Regions from separate parts of the Homo sapiens genome. Here all the other regions are linked to region 2. Evidence: chromatin contacts called from ENCODE Hi-C or POLR2A ChIA-PET data. All regions are on one chromosome and are shown on one strand. Each heading gives the region's core, a stretch centred on a gene start or an enhancer-like site at or near the end of the contact. The rest is flanking DNA. Distances are from core to core; before and after follow the strand shown.

Region 1 (4,231 bases), core at 971-3,470, 74 kb after region 2:
GGAGGCCGAGGCAGGTGGATCACCTGAGGTCATGAGTTCAAGACCAGCGTGGCCAACATGGCGAAACCCTGTCTCTACTAAAAATACAAAAATTAGCCGGGCGTGGTGGCACAAGCCTGTAGTCCCAGCTACTTGGGAGGCTGAGGCAGAATTGCTTGAATCTGGGAGGCGGAGGTTGCAGTGAGCCTAGATCACGCCACTGCACTCCAGCTTGGGTGACAGAGCAAGACCCTATCTCAAACAAAAACAAAAACAAAAACAAAGGCGCAAATCAGATCTGCCTCTCAAAGTTGCTGGAGGGACAGCATGGGGCCAGGGGTAGGGAAAAGCAGGTAGCGACAGGGGCAGAGAGGGGTGGGGATGAGAGTGGGCCCGTATGTGACAGGACACTCCCTGGGGTCAGTTCTTCAGAGCTGGGGGCCCGGAGTTGAGGATGGGAGTGGAGAAGGGAGATGGGGCAGGGGTAGACTCTGGAGTTTGGCAGCCAGGGGAGCCTCAGCGGTGGAGCTGAAAGAGCCCTGGAAGCGGTCCTTGGAGAGTATTTGGGGAGGAAAGCAGGGGATTGCTAAGGAAACCGTCCTACAACAACCCACTCCAGTCGGAGCTCACTGAAGTTCCCGAATAAGAACTCTCTTCTCTTTCAGGGTGCAGCTTCCTACCCACATCTGCACCTCTGAGGGGGTGTATGTATGTGCTGGTGTGTTTGCGTGTTTGCTTTATGTGAGGGGTTTATGTGTTCTTGTGTGTCTGTGTGCAGCCCCTCTCACTGCATAACCACTTTACCCCCATGGCCTGGCTTTCTCTGCTCAGGGCCTCGTATATGCCCGTTCCTCTGCTGGAAAACCCTTTCCCTCCCCTCCCCTTTGCCTGGTGCTCTTCTGCCCATTCATCAAGAGGAGGTGGAGCCCACACCTGTAATCCCAACACTTTAGGAGGCCAAGGCAGGAGGATCCCTTGAGCTCAGGAGTTTGAGACCAGCCTGGGCAACATTGTGAGACTCTGTCTTTACAAAAAAAAAAAAAAAATTTAAATTAGCCGGGTGGTGGCACTCACCTGTAATCTCTGCTACTCAGGAGGCTGAGCTTGAGCCTGGGAGGTTGAGGATACAGCGAGCAGTGATTGCTGGGTGACAGAGCAAGATCTTTTCTCAAAAATAAAAAACAAAGGAGGGGGAGGGGGAGGGGTCTTCTCCCCCAAAAGCCTTCCCTGACCTCCTCACATGTCTAGTGAGGGGCTCCTCTGGTATTCTCGCACCTCTGCCCTGGGCTTCTTTCTCCCCCAGCACTGATCACATTGGGTGCTAATCTCTGGTTCTTGTGTCCATGAGTTCCTCAAGGGCAGGACAGGATCTTGTCTATTTCTATATCCCTGGCACCAGGCAGGGACCTGTCACAGAGAGAGGCTCAGAGGATGCTTGTTGAATGAATGAATGAGGGAATAAGTTAATGACCACATGAACAGCCACTTCTTCAGAAGGGTTTGGGACACAGGCAGGTCTTCCTCGTTCAACCCAAAAAAACAAATTGTCATCGGAGCTGGCGGGTCCTTTAGAGATGAATCCAGAGGCCAGGTGCGGTGGCTCAAGCTTGTAATAGCACTTTGGGAGGCCGAGGCGGGTGGATCACCTGATGTCAGGAATTCGAGACCAGCCTGGCCAACATACTGAAACCCCGTCTCTACTAAAAATACAAAAATTAGCCAGTCATGGTGGCAGGCGCCTGTAATCCCAGCTACTCGGGAGGCTGAAGGAGGAGAATCACTTGAACCCAGGAGGCAGAGGTTGCAGTGAGCCGAGATCGCGCCACTGCACTGCAGCCTGGGCGACAGAGTGAAACTCCGTCTCAAAAAACAAAACAACAACAAAAAAAAGAGAGATGAATCCAGGATCCAGCAGCATGGACCTTACCTGGGAGCTCATTAGAAATGCGGCTTCCCAGGCCCCACCCCAGATCCACTGCATCAGAATCTGCCTTTAAAAAGATTCCCAGGTGACTCACATGCTCTTAAAAGGTGAGCAGCTCTGCTCCCAAGGGCTCCACCTCCCATTTTATAGACAAGGGAACTGAGGCCTGCGGAGGGCCGGGGCCTGGCGAGGCCTGGGCAGGAGCAGGACGTCAAACTGGGCGGCCTCCCAGCGGCTCCGGTCCCCGCCCCGCGGGTCCTCCTGCTTCCCGCCCCGCCTGGCCTGTCCAGACCTTCCCAGCGGCCTCCTGAGGTCTTTGCAAGGAGCTCGCACTCCCCCTGGCGGGCATAGGGAGGGACGGCCTGGGCTGAGCTGGCCGAGGACGGGGAAGAGATGTGGCCTTAGGGACCGGGCGGGGGTGGAGAGGGCCAGCAGGGAGCCAGGGTGTGAGAGGTGGCCAGGTTAGCGCCCCTGCTTTGGAGAGGCTGCCTGAGCTCATCTTGGCTACTCACCACGCGCCACCTGTGGAGTCCGGAGCCTCTGCTCGCCTCCTGCCAGGGGAAAGAATAAGAATGGAGCCCACCTCACTCGCTCCTCGTGAGGATCCCATGAGGATGCGCCGACGTGAGGGGCCAGCGGGGTGGAAAGCCTCCCGCCTGCAGAACACCCGGAGCGCCTCCGCCTCCATCCCAGGTGTGGGCGAAGCCGGCCTGGGCCCAGCCCAGCGCTGCGCCTCAGCCCCTCGCCTCCCACCCATGGAAGAGGGGGTTTCCAGAGCCCCCAGCGGCCCTCCCCTCGCACTGGGGGTCGCAGGCCCACGGAGAAGGCTGTAGAAACGCCCACTCCTCGGCGGTGGTTGGGGGGACGGTGCCCAGTCCCTGAGGCCCTGGGATCCCAGAGCCTGGATTCCGGAATGGGATGACTCTGGGGGGCAGGAAGTGTCGGAAAAAGCACGTGCTCTGGAGTCAGACAGACCAGGTTCAAGTCTGGCTCAGCCACAGACAGGCCAGTGATCTCGTGGCTCCTGCCTCAGTTTCCTCGCTTGTGAGGGACCTTCCAGGACTGTTGTGACACTTATGTGAGGGCTGTTGAGCACCCTGCACATAGTAGGCCCTATGGTCATGGTCACTGTTGTAACTCACAGCGTACAGTAGGGACCAGAGGATGGGGTCAGTCGGGTGGTCAGCGGAAGATGCCCCCTCACACCAGGGCACTGTCACGCCCAAGTACAGGGGCGGGGTCTCTGAGTCCTTTCTGGGCAAAGTTGTGATATCAGGGCAAAGGAGGGTGGGGGAAGGGACCGGTAAACGAATTGGAGCATGTTTTTTTTTTTTTTTTTTTGAGACGGAGTCTTGCTCTGTTGCTCAGGCTGGAGTGCAGTGTGCCATTTCGATTCACTGCAACCTCCGCCTCAGTTCAAGCAATTTTCCTGCCTCAGCCTCCCAAGTAGCTGGGATTACAGGCACCTGCCAACATGCTCGGCTAATTTTTGTATTTTTAGTAGAGACAAGGTTTTGTCATGTTGGCCAGGCTGGTCTCAAACTCCTGGCCTCAAGTGATCCGCTGGCCTCAGCTTCCCAGTGCTGGGATTATAGGCGTGAGCCACCACACCTGGCCTTTTTTTTTTTTTTTTAACAGGCTCTTGCTCTGTCCCCCACACTGGAGTGTAGCAGCTCACTGCAGCCTCAAACTCCTGGGATCATATCATCCTCCCACCTCAGCCTCCCCAGTAGTAGGGACTACAGGTATGCACCACCATTCTCAGATAATTTTTACAAAAATTTTTGTAGAGACAGGGTGTCCCCATGTTGCCCAGGCTGGTCTCTAACTGGCCTCAAGTGATCCTCCTGCCTCAGCCTCCAAAGTAAATGGGATCACAGGCAGGTGCACCTGGCTGAGGAACACAGGCTTGAGCTGGGCAGATTGAAAGCCTGATGTCCCCCTGCTCTCACCACTGGGCTGCTTTCCAAAGTGCTAGCTTTGAGGTCAGTGGCCACCAACCTTCCCAGGTGGGGTCTTACCCTGAAGCCATTCTGCTTCTGCTTCACCCACAGGCCTTTCAAAGGGATGCCCCACCACGTGACCCTAGGCCCCCTACCAGGGGTCAGCCCCTGCCCCAAGGACACCCTTGCAGGTCTGTTAGTGACCTGAGTGGCTTGGCTAGGAAAAATGAGCTGAACCAAACCAATATCCTGCTGAGTTGTGGAACTGGGAAACCAAGAGAGTTGAGCAGCAGGCCAGGTGACCAAGCACTCCGCCTTGCCCAGGACTTTCCTGATTTTTAAACTGAAAGTTTATCTTTCTAATAAACTCATATATATATATATA
Region 2 (4,240 bases), core at 1,720-4,219:
CGTGTCACAGCGAGGACCCCGGCTTGGCAATCTGGGGCTGACCTCAGGCATGTCAAGCCAATGTCATCTGCAAAACTGAGGTGAGAAAGAGAGCAAAATTGCTCTCTTAAGTAAGCATCTCACTTGCTTAAGAGAGATGGCGCAAGGCTCAGACTCGGCAGATAGGACCCAGGGTGCCCCACGTGCACACCCCCAGGCACCCACATGCTCATTCTCAGGAATGCCTCTGCCCTTGACTCTTAAGGCTGTGAGCATTAAACAAGGGAATCAAAGTAAGTCAAAGCCCAGTGGCCCTGGCAATGGCACTATTCCCATCCCCCTTGCCCATATACCCCACAGTACTTGTCACTGTCTTGGCCAAACCTGCCCCAAGCTGGCTGTGAAATAATCTCCTCCAAGGGATCAAGTGACCATTTGCTCTCCTCCCTCCTGGGGGCAGGGGGTGGGGTGGTGGTGGTATTTTTCAGCTATTAACAATTGACATCTGTTAATTATTAGTTTGTGTACTTCTGTTTTGCTTTCACCCACACCATTGCTCAATCCACCCGGCAGCCCCAGCCCTGAGAAGTGGAAATCTTACCTCCCGAGAGAGAGACAGGAAAGCAGAGCCCCGACACGAGGGCAGTGGAGGGCTCCCGGCCATGGAGCCCAGCGTATCTGACAAAACCCACGTAACCTTCGAGACAGTGAGTCACAAGGAATAGAATTCTGCCCTGTGTCAGGTATTGGAGGTCCCCATCCTGGCCTCCTCAAAGCACACACTTCTGGAGGCAGCCATCTTGCCCCTGAGAGGCAGTTTTCCTAGAAGGCAAGATCCCCCTCTTGTAGACCCCAGAGATTCCCAGACTGCAAAAAGTATTGCTTCTATGGAAGGAGCCAAGGGGAGGGTAAGAAACACAAACGGGGCCGGGTGCGGTGGCTCACGCCTGTAATCCCAAAGCTTTGGCAGGCCGAGGCAGGCAGATCACAAGGTCAGGAAATCGAGACCATCGTGGCCAACACGGTGAAACTCCATCTCTGCTAAAAATACAAAAAATTAGCCGAGCGTGGTGGCACACGCCTGTAGTCCCAGCTACTCAGGAGGCTGAGGCAGGAGAATCGCTTGAGCCCAGGAGGCAGAGGTTGCAGTGAGCTGAGATCGCGCCACTGCACTCCAGCCTGGGCGACAGAGCGAGACTCCATCTCAAAAAAAAAAAAAAAAAAAAAAGAAAGAAAAAAGAAAAAGAAACACAAACAGGGTCAGGCATGGTGGCTCACATCTGTAATCCCAACACTTTGGGAGGCCAAGGCAGGCAGATCACTTGAGGTCAGGAGTTCGAGACCAGCCTGGCCAATATGGTGAAACCCCATGTCTACTAAAAATACGAAAAAAAAAAAATTAGCCAGGTGTGGTGGCATGCTCTTATAATCCCACCTACTTGGGAGGCGGAGGCAGGAGAATTGCTTGAAAAATGCTTGAACCTGGGAGGTGGAGGTTGCAGTGAGCCAAGATTGTGTCATTGCACTCCAGCCTGGGTAACGGAATGAGACTGGTCTCAAAAAAAAAAAAAAAAAAGGAAAAAAAGAAATACAAACAGCCATGATATTCTGATGGGAGACAGGGGACTGGACTGCACGAGGACTTACATCCCTTGCAGGCTTTGTGAATGTGATCAGATCCACAGGCAGGCACCGGGCTGAGGGGAAGGCACACCAGGCAGGGGAACTTTGAGAAACACAGGCAAGGCAGTCTAACAGGTAGAGGCCATGGAGTGGGTTGTTCAGTCAGCTGAGCTCCTGAGCACATAGGAAGGAACTGTTGGCAAGGAGGATCCTACTGGAATTTGGAAGAAGGGCCCTGAAAACCGAGCTGAGAAGTCTGGATTATATCTCAGGGAAAATAGGGAGTCCCTCAAGCAGGGACTTGATTATACCTTGAGCAAGGGAGGGACCCCTCAGACCAAGGTCCAGGGACTCCCCCTGGAGGCAGCATGGAGAAAACAGGAAGCTGCACCAGAAGGGGCTGTGGCTGGGCTGTCCCCTAATGGGCAGTGAGGGCAGGGATGGGGTGCAGGAGATGGTGCCCAAGGGGAACCACCAGACTTGCAGGTAGGAAAAAGGGAAGGGAAGGAAGGAAACACCTGGGTGTGGTTCCCTGTCCCAGGGGCTGGCCAGTGCGGTCTTCCCCTCAAAGAGGAAAGTTGGGACCTGGGGGAGCAGGTGAATGCGAGAGAGGAAGTGGTTGTTAGGAGAAAGGAAGGGCCTTTCATGTTGGATTGGTTGATGTGCTTTTAGAGCAGCCAGTGAAAAGCACTTCTCTCCATCTGAGCTCAGGGGAGGTTTACAGTCTGTGTTGGGAGTAGCCCAGGTTCAGGGGTTGTTAATGCCCTGGGCATGGGTGGGGCTCCCAGGTGAGAGCTGGTAGGTGAGGAGGGTACCCGGGTTAGGACCTCAGAGGGTCAAGCGGTGTCAACAGAGAAGTCTCAATAGAGAAACATCTGAGCCACCGGAAGAGCACAGTGTCTGGGAAGGCAAGAGAGGGCAGCTGGAGGGGCAGGACCCCCCCAGGGTGGCTGGCCAAGGCCCCAAGCAATAACATAATATCAAAGTTTACATATATTGAGCTCCTTTTATAAGCCAGGCCTTTAACCAGGGACCTGATATGTATTAGCTACCTCACTGATACTTCCAAGAACCTACTGGGGTTAGCACTGTTATCCCATTTTACAGATGGGAATGTCAGCAAAGAGCAGCTCAGTTACTCAGCAGGTCAAGCCTCATTCTAAACCCATTCAGACTCCAGAGCTCACACACACCTTTAACCACTGCAAGTGGAGCAGGGGGATGGTCGGCGTTTGTGGACCGGTCAGTGGCTGGCATTTTCAGTGTGGAAGGAGCTGCTAGAAGCCAGAAAGTAAACAGGTGGAAGCAAACAGCCACACCTCCAGCTGGGAAGGGTGGGAGGGCAGGGGTGCCTGGCCAGGGCTCCAGCAACTTCCTCCAGCAGCTGGCCCAGGCAGCAGGAGTCGGAGCCGCCCATTTGAGCGGCTGGATCCGGAAGGCTGCAGCAGGGGGTCAGAGCCGGGAAGGACCTTTAGTTCTTGTTCTGCCTTCAGGATCCAAACTTGGAGAACAATGACCACTAAAAGTGATTTGATGATGACAATTTTTGACTGTTGCTAAGTTTAGCACTCTGGGTGGGGCAGGCACCACGTCTTATAATGCACATACTCTGGCTTCCACCACCAACCCAATGTTGTATCCCAGTTTAACTCCACCCAAATAGGGGTTCTCTTCTTAGGGCCTTGTCATGGGAGAAAAAACAAAGAATAACTTCCTACCTAAGGAGGCCTTAGCGATGAATGAGATCCCTATTTAGTATCCCATTAGTACCTAATACCTAAGCTATTAATAGAAACGGCAATGCTTACCCCAAAGGAATGAATCACTAATGGTGGAATTTCAGACACCAGAGGTGGTTTACAAGCGCTCCCGGAAATCATTACTGGGATCACAACATACTCCACCCAAGTGTAAGGACATTTGCAATTCTTACCAAGTCCCAACTAGGAAAAAATCTTAAGAGCTACCTCCTTTTCCAACATCTCCTCTTTCAGAAGTGTGACATATAATCCGGGATAAATTTATCTCAATCTGCCCCAAAACTGTGCCTGATACATGGTAGGCACTGAATAAATATGTGTTGACACCGTTAGCGCAGGCAGGGGCCATGCAGCTCACTCTTGTCACAGTTAAAGGATATGAAGGCCAGGCTCAGTGGCTCACGCCTGTAATCCTAGCACTTTGGGAGGCAGAGATGGGAGGATCACTTGAGGCCAGGAGTTCAAGACCAGCCTGGGCAACATGGTAAAACCCCATCTCCACAAAAATTACAAAAATTAGCGGGATGTGGTGGCGCGTACCTGCAGTCCCAGCTACTCAGGAGGCTGAGGCATGAGAATTGCTTGAACCTGGGAGACAGAGGTTGCAGTGAGCTGAGATCACGCCACTGCATTCCAGCCTGGGCAACAGAGTGAGATCTTGTCTCAAAACAAAAACAAAACAATACAAAGGACACGAAGCTCTCCCTGGAGCCATCAGAGTGCCAAGAGCCACACCTTCCAACAATCACCCTTCATCACGGCCTCCACATAATAATTTATCTGTCAGTCCTTAGGATGGAATCACAGCCGGTCAGAAAGGGCTCCCAACCACATAATTGGCTCTTTAAGCTTTGGGGAAATCTTGCAACATCATTTAG
Region 3 (4,412 bases), core at 1,554-4,053, 89 kb before region 2:
GGCAAACCTATCCATGGCAAACCCATCCATAACGGTGCAGACTTTGCTCCCAGCAAGGACAGAGCTTTATTAATTATTCAGGAGACGGTGCAATTATGCAAATCTGTGGGCAGCCTCTGCCTGACCACTGCCTTCTGCAGAGGGAGTCTAGAGGGGGATGGGGAGGCCCAGAGCCCAAGCTGCCAGGTACATGGACGCCACCCAGCCTGCAAAAAGGGGAATAAACCCCTACACCCTAGGCCTAGGCTGGTCCCAGACAAACCACCTCCCCACAGAGGGCTCTCTGACCAGAGCCAGGCCCCATCCCACACACAGGAGAGCTGGTAGCTGCTTTGAGGAATGATATTGAGGACCTAGGATGACTTTTTTCAAATACATATGACCCACTACCTGTTGCTGAGCCAGCAATGCCATCATTCAAGGCTTACTCCTGCAGGTACTAAGGGCAGGGAACACTTCCAGAGTTTCCTCCAAAACATGCTTCTGAGGAGACATAACACCTCAAAAGAATGTTTACCAAATAATGTTCTGCAAAATACAACTGCTCCACAGATGTTAACAGCTGCTCCTGGGGTTGGGGGACAGGAAACCCTGGATTAAACAAAGCAAAACTGACTTCTTCATTGCAGGACCTCTCAGGGCCTTTCATCTCCTGGGTCACAAATGATTTCCCAAGAATGAGGAAGCAAAATTTGAGGATGTAAAATGTATTTGAGCACACAATCACCCCACTGGAGTAAAACATCAAGTCTCACCTCCAAGAACCTCTGACACTGAGTTTGAGAAACTCTGGACAGACTGCTCCCCAGTCCTGTTTGGACTATGGAATTCTCTCATCGCAAACGCCCATTAACATCTTTAAGAATGTGTTCCATGGAACCCAGTTCGGGAAAACACTCCTATGGGTGCTCTGAACAATAAGCAGCAGAGGTACGAAAGACAACAAGGCCTTTCAAGTGCACCCCTGGCTTGTACAGACTCTAAGACTAAGTTCTCTGCCAGCTCCATTTTTCCTTAATTCTGAAACTCTCTGGAATAGGTTTTCACTATCCTCATAAACAACCATCAAATTCGTGGACTTTATGATCCTAGGGCAACTGAGCAAGACCACCTCAGGCAGGCTGGATGGGCTCCGGGCAGAACATCTGGCCCTGGCACTACCACTTCCCTACGTCACATCCAGTCCACAGAAGGTGGTGACACCAGGGCAGTGTGGCCTGCAGCACAATAGGCAACTCCCTTGGTGAGTCTGCTGTAGTACTGCCTGGGGTGGCTGGGGATTTCAGCGCCAGCTTCACCCATCTTCCCACAGATCCTGAGCAGAGGCTGGTGGGGGAGTCCCTGGCCACCATCATCATCACCCTGTTTGCCTTCACCCTCCTGGGTAGTGATGGAAGTCACCTCTATGTTCTTCTGACCTTGGAGGAAGGGAAGTGCTATGGAAGGCCACTTAGCCTAGCCACGACCCCTTCTTGTACCTGCCCCACCTCACCCAGCATTATAAGTCAACAGATCCAAACGCAGCCACAGCTCATCAGCTCTGCCCAGGTGAAAAGAGGTGTGGGAGCCCAGAACCCTGGGGGAGCCACAGAAAAAGACGCTTGAGAATAAGTGATAAGTTGCAAATAGGAGGGGCAGTCACTGAGCCGAGCCTGCCCTCACATCCTGATGACTCTTTCTTAAGGCCTGCCTCCACTGCCACCCCTACCACCTCAGGACTTGGGCACCCACAGCAGCCCCCAGCAGAGCCCCGGGTGCCCTTGGGACATACTTCCAAACCGCCTGGCAGCAGCCACATTCTCTCACCTGGGAGACAGAAAAACATTCTAGAAAGACCTGGATGCAAATCCTGTCTATGCCACTCACCTGCTGTCCGACTCAGGGCAAGTGACTTTTACCTCTTGGAACCTCAAATTCCTCACCTGTAAGATAGGGAGAGGGCAGTACTGTGGGGTGGTTAAAAACACTGATGTGGGAGCCAGACGGCTTGGGTTTAATCCCAGCTCTGCCATTTCTGGCCATGCAACTCACGCTTCCTTGGCTGTGAACCAGGGACTGCAACAGTATATATCTCACGGGCTGCTGTGAGGGTGAAGTGAGTTCAGCTCAGTGAAGTGTAGAGAGCAGGGCCTGGCGCATAGGATGTGCCCAGCCATGTCAGCTAATATACTAGAGAGGGCCCTGGCTGTGGATACAAAGAGATCTAGATTCTAAAGGTAACCTGAGGCTAATCCTGGCTATGTGATTTTATACTCTAAGGCCAGTTTCCTCACCTGTAAAATGGGGGAAGGATAAAATGAGGGTAGTCAAGAAAATCAGAGATGATGCACATACCATGCATAATGCCTGCCACACGGGTGCTTCTTAAGTGACCAGGTGGTTTATCAGTGTGATCACTGACAGAACATGTAATGTGAAACAGAGCACATGAGCACAGGCTATGTAGAACGGTGCTTGACAGGGGGCCTTACATAATAAAGCCAACCGCCTGGGTTTGAAACCCAGCTCTGCCACTTATGAGCTGTAGGACTTCAACAAGCTGCTCAGTCTCTCTGTGACTCAATTTTCTTCTCTGTAAAATGGGGACAGTAATAGCACGTATCCTTCAAAGGGCTATAGTAAGAATGAGCTGAGCAAATGCACGAGAAAGCACCAGGCACAGAGCCTGGCCCATCCTGAGTGGCCACTCACGGGCAGTGGGTGGGGCAGTGGGTGGGGCTATCACAGCATCAGAAGCAGCTTGCCATGAACAGAGCAGGATGAAAGGCATCTCCGTCCCCCGCCCCGCTACGATGGCTCCATTCTCCAGCAGCTCCAGGGGCTTCATGACCTGAATGCAGTAAACCAAAGCCCAGGAAAGACTGGGCCAGCCCTGTGCCAGGAATCCTGGGCCCCGAGACACTAGTTTCTGTTTTTGTTTTTGCTTTACTGAAATAGAGAATCTCAAGCTCAGAGGGAAGCAGTTGGTGGAGCTGGGCCTTGGACCAGCTCTGGGAGACTGACTCAGGAACGCCTGCTATTAACCTCCATGGCAACTGGCGGTGTGGGGGACGGGGTTTTAGAGTAAGGCAGCCCTAGGTTCAGATTCCAGCTGCCCACCTCACAGGCGCAGATCCCCCATCACCTCCCACTACCCTAGCAGGTGCCTGGCCTCCTTAGTTGGGAGTGCAGCCCACCCCACCTGGCCTAGTCTCTCCAAAGACAGTCATTCTCTTCCCTGAGCCGAGACCTTCCAAGGGGTCTGGAAGACTTCCATTCTCAGGCGGGAGCCAAGGGTACAAGATCCACTCCTAAAATGCTGACTAGTCCTGTCCTGTGGAATTTGACTTGGCGGACCTTGAATTGCATTACTGCTGCTCGCTCAATCCTAAGTAAATGGGTACACTTCCCTGAACCTCAGTTTCCCCACCTGCAACCAGGAAGTCAGTGAGAAGAGCAGGCCTTGGTGGCACAGGTGGGCTGAGCACTGGACCTGGAGTTAGGAGACAAGTTCCAGCTCCCCTTGCCTCTGCCCCTTCACCTCTCTGAGCGTCACCCACCACAGCTGCAAAATGCAGATCAGTCATGAATGCCCTGACTGTTCCAAGCACCCTCAGGAGACCCAGGGCACTGGTGTGCAGGAGCTTTTCACAATGGGAGCCTAGTGCAAGCACAGAAGGGGGCTACTGCTACTTCTCTGAGGAGGGAGAGGGTTTATTTCAAAAGGCATCACAGCCTTAATGAGAAAGGACATGACATGCTACTGGTGGGATCTTGACATCAACCAGGGAATGGACTTGCCTGGTTACTGGGTTTCCTCCAGTGTGTGACTTTGGGCCACTCACACATCGGGTTTCAGTTTCTACACCTGTGAAATGGGAAACAAAAAGCCCTCTTGCTATGAGAAATCAGTAAGAATACAGCACAGGAAGTGCTTAGGCAAGTCACTAGCACACAGCTGGGGCACAATGCCTGCCCCTCTGCAAAAGGAGCAAACTTTGGGGAAGCAAGACCACCCCACCCAGAGGGTATAATTCAGAAGGTCTGGGGTGGAGTCCAAGAATCTGCATTTTATCAGGTGTCCTAGGCAATTCCTCCTCATACAGGTCCTCCTCTGCCCTGGGTTTCTAGTACAAGAGTAGGGATTTAGTCATAGCCACTTAGTTTCCTGACGAAATGTGGTGAAGTTGGAAAGAGGGAAAGAAAGCACAAACGGGAGTAAGAAGCAGAGGGGGTGGGGCTGGGAACAATCTATTAATCAATCTCCTCCCAAGCCAGAAACAGTAATTGTTGAGGCTCACACATCCTTCACCTGCTAACAATCTGCAGCTGCAATACAACGTTCTGATTATGAATGTCAAAAAGGCAGAGCATGAAATTAACTTCCCCTTAGTCATTGGGCACAGGGAGACACTACACTAATTCACTGCCCT

The links. Hi-C counts contacts between places; a loop is a spot of excess contacts on that map. ChIA-PET counts read pairs that join two places held with the same protein, here RNA polymerase II (POLR2A). Pooled maps may share reads with other maps.
Region 1: a map of mammary epithelial cell shows a loop between it and region 2 (4-fold over the local background). The contact joins two enhancer-like sites. A Hi-C loop is called at or near these places in 26 of 168 maps with a recorded cell type or tissue (A673, Caco-2, HepG2 and 15 more), 7 of 37 single-sample maps with no recorded cell type and 18 of 50 pooled maps. POLR2A ChIA-PET finds 5 or more read pairs at or near these places in 3 of 52 experiments (MCF 10A, PC-3 and activated CD4-positive, alpha-beta T cell).
Region 3: a loop to region 2 is called in a pooled map, with 2.1 times the contacts of the local background. The contact joins two enhancer-like sites. A Hi-C loop is called at or near these places in 4 of 168 maps with a recorded cell type or tissue (Caco-2, PC-9, heart right ventricle and 1 more), 1 of 37 single-sample maps with no recorded cell type and 4 of 50 pooled maps. POLR2A ChIA-PET finds 5 or more read pairs at or near these places in 2 of 52 experiments (AG04449 and PC-9).

What each region holds. Positions count from the first base shown.
Region 1 is chr9:121,544,145-121,548,375 of GRCh38, reverse strand. The region is part of intron 1 of LOC107987016 (a long non-coding RNA gene); the gene reads left to right. Among named protein-coding and RNA genes, the nearest start is that of GGTA1, 46 kb to the right of the region's middle. RefSeq lists a silencer at 2,157-2,206. Within about 2 kb of position 2,220, at least 2 of the 41 ENCODE cell types and tissues checked have a DNase peak (open chromatin) inside an H3K27ac peak, as active enhancers do; they include heart right ventricle, where a contact is called at or near this core.
Region 2 is chr9:121,618,952-121,623,191 of GRCh38, reverse strand. It overlaps a transcript of DAB2IP not described here. Among named protein-coding and RNA genes, the nearest start is that of DAB2IP, 31 kb to the left of the region's middle. Within about 2 kb of position 2,969, at least 6 of the 41 ENCODE cell types and tissues checked have a DNase peak (open chromatin) inside an H3K27ac peak, as active enhancers do; they include heart right ventricle, where a contact is called at or near this core.
Region 3 is chr9:121,707,667-121,712,078 of GRCh38, reverse strand. All of the region lies in intron 3 of DAB2IP (DAB2 interacting protein), which reads right to left. Among named protein-coding and RNA genes, the nearest start is that of DAB2IP, 58 kb to the right of the region's middle. Within about 2 kb of position 2,803, at least 6 of the 41 ENCODE cell types and tissues checked have a DNase peak (open chromatin) inside an H3K27ac peak, as active enhancers do.